Linked DNA regions of Homo sapiens: regions 2 and 3 are each linked to region 1. Evidence: chromatin contacts called from ENCODE Hi-C or POLR2A ChIA-PET data. All regions are on one chromosome and are shown on one strand. Each heading gives the region's core, a stretch centred on a gene start or an enhancer-like site at or near the end of the contact. The rest is flanking DNA. Distances are from core to core; before and after follow the strand shown.

Region 1 (2,700 bases), core at 95-2,594:
AGAATTTTAATTTTCTTCCTTGATTTTCTGAATTTCCAATCACTCTACGATGTACCCTCTTACTAATCAGACCATAAATGTTATCAAACAGACTCTTTAAGGGTTTAACTGAAGAATTCAAACACAAGGTATTTCCATTGTATTTACAAATACAAAAAAAAAACTCTTCATTTCAATATTATTTTTCATAGTTCTCTAGAAACCAAGTCAGCTCTTAATGTTATGTGAGCAACAACAAATGTATTCACCCACCTATGTTTCTGCTTTTTATTGATACAATCACATCAAAGGTGAAAGAAGGAATGCCAACCATACAGAAGGCTTTTTTCTTCCTAATAGGATTCATTGAGAGTTACATTCTCATTACACGGAAGAATGCTTTATATCTCTACAATAGAATACAGATGGCTCCGTTGTTGGGTCTTTAAAAAAAAGAAAAAACTGACCAACTGATGATTTATTTATAAGATGAAATTATTAAATAAAAGTGGTAATAATTTACCATAATGACAATATTCTTCATAGCTAATATCTGCTAAGTACCTACTATGTGCTTTACATCATTGTGTCTTTTCATTCTTATAAGAAGCCTCGGCCAGGCACAGTGGCTCACGCCTGTAAACCCAACATTTTGGGAGGCCGAAGCAGGCAGATTAGCTGAGGTCAGGAGTTCGAGACCAGCCTGGCCAACATGGTGAAACCCCCATCTCTACTAAAAATATACAAAAATTAGCCAGGCATGGTAGTGCATGCCTATAGCCCCAGCTACTCAGGAAGCTGAGGCACGAGAATCACTTAAGCCCAGGAGATGCAGGTTGTAGTGAGCTGAGATCAAGCCACTGCATTCCAGCCTGGGCAACAGAGTGAGACTCTGTCAAAAAAAAAAAAAAGTGCTATAAGGTCAGCGTGACTCTATCTCTATTTTGCACATAAGGAAAGTGAAGCAAAGACAGGTTAAGCCACTTACCACTTGCCACAGTCACACTGAAATTGGTAATGTGAGAATTCCAACCTAGGTGGCCTCACTTTAAGAGCCAAACTACACTCTGAAGGGCCAAGACAGAGGCTAAAAGATCAGCACCCAGTAAAATCACTAGGGTATCTTATATTTTGGCTGGCACTGAGCACTCTACCCTGCACTTTCAGTTTCGTTAATGGTGTAAAAGCTACAAAATACTTAAGGACAATTGCACAGCTGCCTGGCTGGCTTTCAGAAATTTTCACTATGTCTCTATGAGAATTCAAACTCTAGTTGTTGGAAGCTGTCACAGGCTGCTGAGCTACATATGAGGAAGAAGATGCAAGAAAAATGCAAATGCACTGAGTAGATTTTGAAACAAGCAAGTCTGAAACAGAGCAGATCCAGGTGGTTGTGGGTTTTATGACTCATTGTGTATACGTATACACATGAAGTTCTGTAACTGACATACAGGATTACAGCAAAGACTGGCAACACAGATGGCCTATGGAGGGGTTATTACTGAAATGGGCAGAGAGGATGGCTTTCCCTTCATACATTATCTGGGTACTGCTTGAATTCTTGACAACAAATTTGTTTACTTTTTTATTTTATTTTTTTGGGGTTTTTTGTTTGCTTGCTTGCTTTTTTTGTTTAGGGTTGCCAAAAGAGCCCAAAAGCAGTCAATGATCCAAGATTAACTCGGGAATGCTGGCAGTAGCAGTAGATCCAAGTTGAAGCTAGAAAGAGTATGTCTCTTTTGTGTGTGTGTGTGTGTGTGTGTGTGTGTGTGATGGAGTCTCACTCTGTCACCCAGGCTGGAGTGCAGTGGCGCAATCTTGGCTCACTGCAACCTCCATCTCTCGAATTCAAGCCATTCTCCTGCTTCAGCTTCCTGAGTAGCTGGGATTACAGGCGTGCGCCCTGTAATCCCACCATGCCCAGCTAACTTTCTATATTTAGTAGAAATAGGGTTTCCCCATGTTGGCCAGACTGGTCTCGAACTCCTGACCTCAAGTGATCCGGCCGCCTCGTGTCCCAAAGTGCTGGGATTACAGGCTTGAGCCACCATGACCGTCCTTTTCCTTCTATCTTTCTATCTATCTTTCTTTCTTGCCTGTTTGCTTGCTTGCTTGCTTGCTTGCTCACTTACTTTCTTGCTTGCTTTCTTTTTCTTGCTTTGTTTCTCTCCTCTCCTCTCCTCTCCTCTCCTCTCTTTCTTTCTCTCCTCTCCTCTCCTCTCTTTCTTTCTCTCTCTCTTAAAAGTGACTCTTTCCTCTTCCCCGCAGGAAGGGTGCCACAGACAGTCAAGGATAAAAATCCAAAGTCAGAATATATCCTGGGGACTTCAATGTGTTTTGTTTTGTTTTTTTCTTTTTTTCTTGGGGAAAGGGGTACAAATGTGGGACAAGAAGAACAGGAATTTTCTTAAGAAACTCACTCAAAATATTTCATAAGGCCCCTGGAAAAGTATGTGGTGCTGCACCCAAGTCTTCCCTACCCAGGGCATTTAAATAGGACAAGACCGGAACACCTTGCCACCACCCCCCTCAGCTGTCTCACCATCCTGCCCCCGACCAAAGCCCAGTAAAGTGGCCTGCACTAAACCTAAGGCATTACCAGTGCAACTTATCCCCTTCGCCCATCAACTTTAAGTTATTCCTCATTTATTTACAGCCTCAATTACACCCAACTACATGCACACCAAAGATGGTATTTCTAAAGCCAGTTGACGAGACCAG
Region 2 (2,700 bases), core at 21-2,520, 69 kb before region 1:
CTGCTACAGAGATAACACTTCCTGGAAGAAAACTGCTCAGGACCACTAACACGGCTTGTAACTGGAAATTGGTCAGTGCAGTGTAATAAAAAGCCTTAACCTATCTTCACCAGACTCAGATTGGCAATGAAATCTGTTTGATCAATTTGAAAAAAATCAAATGAAAGATCAAATGAAAGATCTTTTACTGCTTTAAAATGCAGTATGATGATAGCAAAGCTTTTAGGCATAGAGTACAGGAGGGAAAGAAAATATATACAAGGATTCCTTGGTGGGGCAAAGGCCATAGCCCTTCATGATCTATCAGCACATGCTGGCACTTGGCCAAAATGAAGAGTTGTCATGCCTGCACTGACCAGAAAAGGAGCAGGACAGGAAGCTCTCCTCATCTTGAGGTGACCTGATGTTTCAGAACACGTGGCACAAGCACCATTACGCTCATCCTTTCCTGGTGACAAACACCATGATGTGAAACCTGCCTGTGAGGTCTGACGAGGGCACCAGTGACAAGGACCCCTCCTAGTCCAACCCCTTACCTTCCAGCACTGGTGCTTGGCGTAGTAATCTCCCTGTGCAATCCACTCCGCAGGAGTTGAGGTCTTAACGAACATGCTATCATCAAAGTCTAAAATGAGAAAGAAAAGTGTGTTTGCTTCTCTGGGCTTTCTTTCACTTAAAACTGTTGTTATGGGCTGAGTTGCATCTCCTCCGCCAGCCATCAAATTCACTTGTTAAAGTCCTAACTCCCGGTACCTCAGAATGTGGCTGCATTTGGAGAGAGATAGGGCCTTTACAGAGGTGACTAGGTTAAAATGAGGCCATTAGGATGGCCCCTCATCCAATCTCACTGGTGTCCTTAGAAGAAATTAGAACACGGGGCGACCCCAGGGGCAAGAGAGCACAGAGGAAAGACCACGTGAGGACACAGAGTGGCTGGCTGCAAACCAAGGAGAGAGGCCTCAGAAGAAACCAACCCTGCCAACACCTTGATCTTGGACTTCTAGCCTTCAGAACTGTGAGAAAATACATCTCTGTTGTTTAGGCCATCTAGTCTGTAGTATTCTGTTATGGCAGTCAGAGCAGACTGACCTGTGTTGTCTTTCTAGTATTCATGTAAGATATATTTTAACTTACCAAACCACATTTGTGAGGTTATTGAAAGGAGGAGGTAGAGGGGAGAAAGGATGTGGTTTGGTTTTTAAGTTTTGGTCTACTTTCCTATTCTATGGCTACAAATCAGAAGACAGAAATTAAAAATTCCTCCTTGAAAACCCAAAGTCAAGTGGCTCTTAGCAAGCTCCCAGGCCAGGGCTTCAGCAAGAAAAAAAAGGTGACAAATTTTACACTATTTCCAAATGTGCAAACTTTGCCCTCATCACAATAAGTAATCTGACACATTCCTATTGGTGGACAGAGACCATTGTCACCACCTGCTGTCCATCCCTTCTGTTATCCTCACTAGCCTGCTGGTGACTATTTCAGCACTGCACCCCACCCCCACCCTGCCACCTGCATCCCCCAGAGTATCACTAGACAATGGGTGACAATCCCTGCAAGTTCTGAGCCACAGATTCATGAAACACACAAAATACAGTGAATACCAGGGTAATACTGGCAGACAAATCAGAGCTGAAGGAATCAGAGACACCTAGGCCAATGGATATCAACAGGGGAGTGAGGCAGACAGGTCAGATTTGTTTAGAAGGTGCAAAAACACGTTAAGCATCACAACCTGATCCCTCCCTGCTCGCCCTCTGCTGGTGCTGTGTAGCAGTACAGTGATGACTTAGCATCTTGTTCTGACTCCGTATGTGCTGCTATGAGTGCCCCTGTGACATTTAATTCCCACGGCAAAACCCCATCCATATTATCTCAAAATAGGGCCAGTGAACTCTGCAGATGCCATGTAAAAGAAACACAAATTACATAATCACCATACTGAATCCAAACACAATGGGAACAGATGCTTTAGAAGACTTTACTATGTACAACTTAAAATTTGTAATTAAGACTGCACTTTTTCTTGCATTCTTAATGCTGCCAAAACATAAAATAAATTGTGATCTGTTTTCATTTTGAATTTTTAAATTTAAAAAAGTCACTTAGCTTCTATGATCTTTGGTTTTTTAGTTTGTTTTTTGTTTTTTGTTTTTTGTTTTAAGATGGAGTCTTGCTCTATCACCCAGGCTGGAGTGCAGTGGCACAATCTTGGGTTACTGCAACCTCCACCTCCCAGGTTCAAGCAATTCTCCTGCCTCAGTCTCCTGAGTAGCTGGGACTACAGGCATGCACCACCACACCGGGCTAATTTTTGTATTTTTAGTAGAGATGGGGTTTCACCATGTTGGTCAGGCTGGTCTTGAACTCCTGACGTCAGGTGATCCGCCCACCTTGGCCCCTCAAAGTGCTGGGATTACAGGCATGAGCCACCACGCCCAGCCATATGATCTCTTATAGTGGATGCCAGAACATACTTGGGGAATAAAGGGGGATGAGCTGAAGGAAAGATTGAGAATGCCCATGCTAGGCCAATCCACTCATTTTCCTTTGGGAGAGAAGGTGGGACCTGAACAAGGTCATGTCATTACACAGGTAGAAAGTTTTTATGAGAAGCTATGTTTTGTTTTTTTAACTCCTAGCCTTTGACTTTTCCCATCACAATAGTCAAGTCTTAGGATAAGAAATCTAATCCTAGTCGCC
Region 3 (2,700 bases), core at 119-2,618, 110 kb after region 1:
GGCCATTCTTTCCTCCAGGATATGGGGCAGGACCCCTATGGAATGAGGGTCTTATGACCCACAATCAAATTAGAGTCCTGCCTTGGGCAAGTGAAAGGAAAGCAGGAGAAGGTAAGAGAAATTCTGTTGCCTAAGACCTTCTGAGGCCTAAAGCACCCCAACATTATAACAGAAGACGATAACAGGACTATGGGAGTTATGAGCTGGGAACCTTGGACAAAAATATATACATATTAAATAAATATTAAGTGTATATATATACTTACGTATATTAAGTGTATGTGTGTGTGTGTATATATATATTTTTTTAATTTACTGGTTGGTTTTGGGAAGCAGAAATTACCATAACTACTCTTAAAAATCTTTTAAGTCTCTTTGAAGTTAGAAAAGTCACTGTACCTTTTTGTTTCCATTGGCCCTGTACTTCTTATTATACCCCAGCAGGAGGAGCATAATGTGTTGTTATATCATTCTGGTGATAAGATTCATAAGTGGGTTCAGCTGGTGACAGCCTGATTCCCTCATTGTAAACTTATCCATCAACATGTAGCTTAATCGTTTCACCTTTTGTGATGACCATTACCTGAATCAGTTATTTCATTAGATTGCAAGATTATGCTTTTCTGATTTTATCATTTCTTCTGTATTGACTGTAATTCTTTGGTATAGAAGAACTTTCCCTTGTTAATAGCTATTTGGTTGTCCTGAAGTACAGTTCTTACTAGAAAGTAAGACCAAATGCTGAATTATATCCCTCTAGCTATCAATTTTCGAAGGAATGAATGGTGTCCTAGTAATTTCCAGTGGTGTTTAATTACGTTTTCCCTTCTCTTTCTCCTTCTCTTATTCCCTCCCTCTCCATCTCCTCCCTCCTCACTTTCAGTTTTTTGCTCTTTCAGTATTTTGTCATAGCTGTTAACAGAGCAACATATTTTAATCAATTGTAGTCATTTTTCTTTTTGGTGCTCAAATTATCCCGTCTTAGTCCCATGGAAGCAAGCCCTTGGAGCTAGGGCCCTCTACCTTTTGATGGATTTCCATTTGTCTTGATAATTTCCTTGTTTCTGACAAGACAAGATGTTGCAGGCACATTTTATACTTTCCCAGCCCAAACCCTGGAATAGGCCTTTTCTCCGAGGAGCTCTAGTTCATTTTAGTGGGAAATGGTATTTAGAGACTATAATCTGGGATCTGGGAGTCCTCATTGCTACTGAGTAGTCATTACTTTTAGGCTTTTCCAGTGGTCAGAGCTAGGAAATATGTATATTTAAAAATGGACAGTTGAATGGTTGTTGCCAGGAGCTGGGAGGAAGGGGAAGTGAGAAATTGTTTAATGGGCACAGAGTTTCAGTTTGGGGAAGATGAAAAAGTTCTAGAGATAGCTGGTGGTGATGGTTGCGCAACAATGTAAATGCCACTGAGCTCTCATTTAAAAATGGTTAAAATGGTAAATTTTATATATATTTTACCACAATAAAAAAAAGTCTTCTTCTGGGAGCACCCCCCCAAGACAAAAATATGAAAATTTTACACTGATACTTCCATTTCAAGATAATTTTAAGATTATAAGGATTTTGCTTAATTCTTGAATTTTATACCTGTAAACCTTTTATACTTCAAATTTCGGGCAGAATTGCTTCTATAACAATGATAATTATACCTCATACTAGCTTCTTTCTTAGTACTGCTCCATTTGGGGACCTGTATATCTATACTTCTTATTCTGAGTCTCTCCACTATATATATATATATATATATATATTTTTTTTTTTTTTTTTTTTTAATACAGACTTTGCTACCAGGACTTGCTGGCCCCTCTGGGGAGATGGTTAAATCCACAACAAGTCTGACCTCGTCTTCTACTTCTGGAAGTAGTGATAAGGTCTATGCCCACCAGATGGTTCGTACAGATTCCCGGGAACAGAAGCTTGATGCATTTCTGCAGCCTCTGAGCAAACCCCTGTCCAGTCAGCCCCAGGCCATTGTCACAGAGGATAAGACAGATATTTCTAGTGGCAGGGCTAGGCAGCAAGATGAGGAGATGCTTGAACTCCCAGCCCCTGCTGAAGTGGCTGCCAAAAATCAGAGCTTGGAGGGGGATACAACAAAGGGGACTTCAGAAATGTCAGAGAAGAGAGGACCTACTTCCAGCAACCCCAGGTATGGCCTTTTGGGAAAAGTACAGCCTACCTCCTTTATTCTGTAATAAAACTGCCTTCTAACTTTGGCTTTTCATGAATCACTTGCATCTTCTCTCTGCCTGACTTGCCCTCTGGAATGGTGCTGGAATGGTCCTGTGGCCTTGTCCACTGTCTGCCTTTGACCATAACTTGAAAGTCACCCACCATAGTGTCCTTTGAAATAACTTAAATGTCCACAGTTCCAAGCATGAGTTAAAAACACTTCAGAATGTAGAGTAGTTGTTCAATTGAATAAACACACACACCAGAAAAAAAAGCAAGTTTATCTTTTATTTTTAGTAAAGAATTTTGATAGAGCCTCAACACCAGAAATGGCTAGAGAGAGAAGCCTAACATATCTGGAGGATTATTTTTCATCCTACTTAAAGCTGCTTTCACTTTTTTCAGGAAAAAACACACGTTCTGAATCTAATTTATAAAACTCCCTGGCCGGGTGCTGTGGCTCACACCTATAATCCCAGCACTTTGGGAGGCTGAGGCAGGTGGATCACCTGAAATC

What was found. Hi-C counts contacts between places; a loop is a spot of excess contacts on that map. ChIA-PET counts read pairs that join two places held with the same protein, here RNA polymerase II (POLR2A). Pooled maps may share reads with other maps.
Region 2: a loop to region 1 is called in a map with no recorded cell type, with 6 times the contacts of the local background. The contact joins two enhancer-like sites. A Hi-C loop is called at or near these places in 1 of 168 maps with a recorded cell type or tissue (CD4-positive, alpha-beta T cell), 6 of 37 single-sample maps with no recorded cell type and 11 of 50 pooled maps. POLR2A ChIA-PET finds 5 or more read pairs at or near these places in 5 of 52 experiments (AG04450, K562, WTC11 and 2 more).
Region 3: a loop to region 1 is called in a pooled map, with 2.8 times the contacts of the local background. The contact joins two enhancer-like sites. A Hi-C loop is called at or near these places in 2 of 50 pooled maps. POLR2A ChIA-PET finds 5 or more read pairs at or near these places in 2 of 52 experiments (activated T-cell and naive thymus-derived CD4-positive, alpha-beta T cell).

The regions. Positions count from the first base shown.
Region 1 is chr3:36,911,312-36,914,011 of GRCh38, forward strand. The region is part of intron 1 of TRANK1 (tetratricopeptide repeat and ankyrin repeat containing 1); the gene reads right to left. Among named protein-coding and RNA genes, the nearest start is that of TRANK1, 32 kb to the right of the region's middle. RefSeq lists an enhancer at 1,216-1,265. Within about 2 kb of position 1,345, at least 11 of the 41 ENCODE cell types and tissues checked have a DNase peak (open chromatin) inside an H3K27ac peak, as active enhancers do.
Region 2 is chr3:36,842,086-36,844,785 of GRCh38, forward strand. TRANK1 (tetratricopeptide repeat and ankyrin repeat containing 1) reads right to left here. Exons shown (of 24, transcript NM_001329998.2): 18 at 537-625. Among named protein-coding and RNA genes, the nearest start is that of LINC02033, 21 kb to the left of the region's middle. Within about 2 kb of position 1,271, at least 2 of the 41 ENCODE cell types and tissues checked have a DNase peak (open chromatin) inside an H3K27ac peak, as active enhancers do.
Region 3 is chr3:37,023,848-37,026,547 of GRCh38, forward strand. MLH1 (mutL homolog 1) reads left to right here. Exons shown (of 19, transcript NM_000249.4): 12 at 1,790-2,160. Among named protein-coding and RNA genes, the nearest start is that of MLH1, 32 kb to the left of the region's middle. Within about 2 kb of position 1,369, at least 3 of the 41 ENCODE cell types and tissues checked have a DNase peak (open chromatin) inside an H3K27ac peak, as active enhancers do.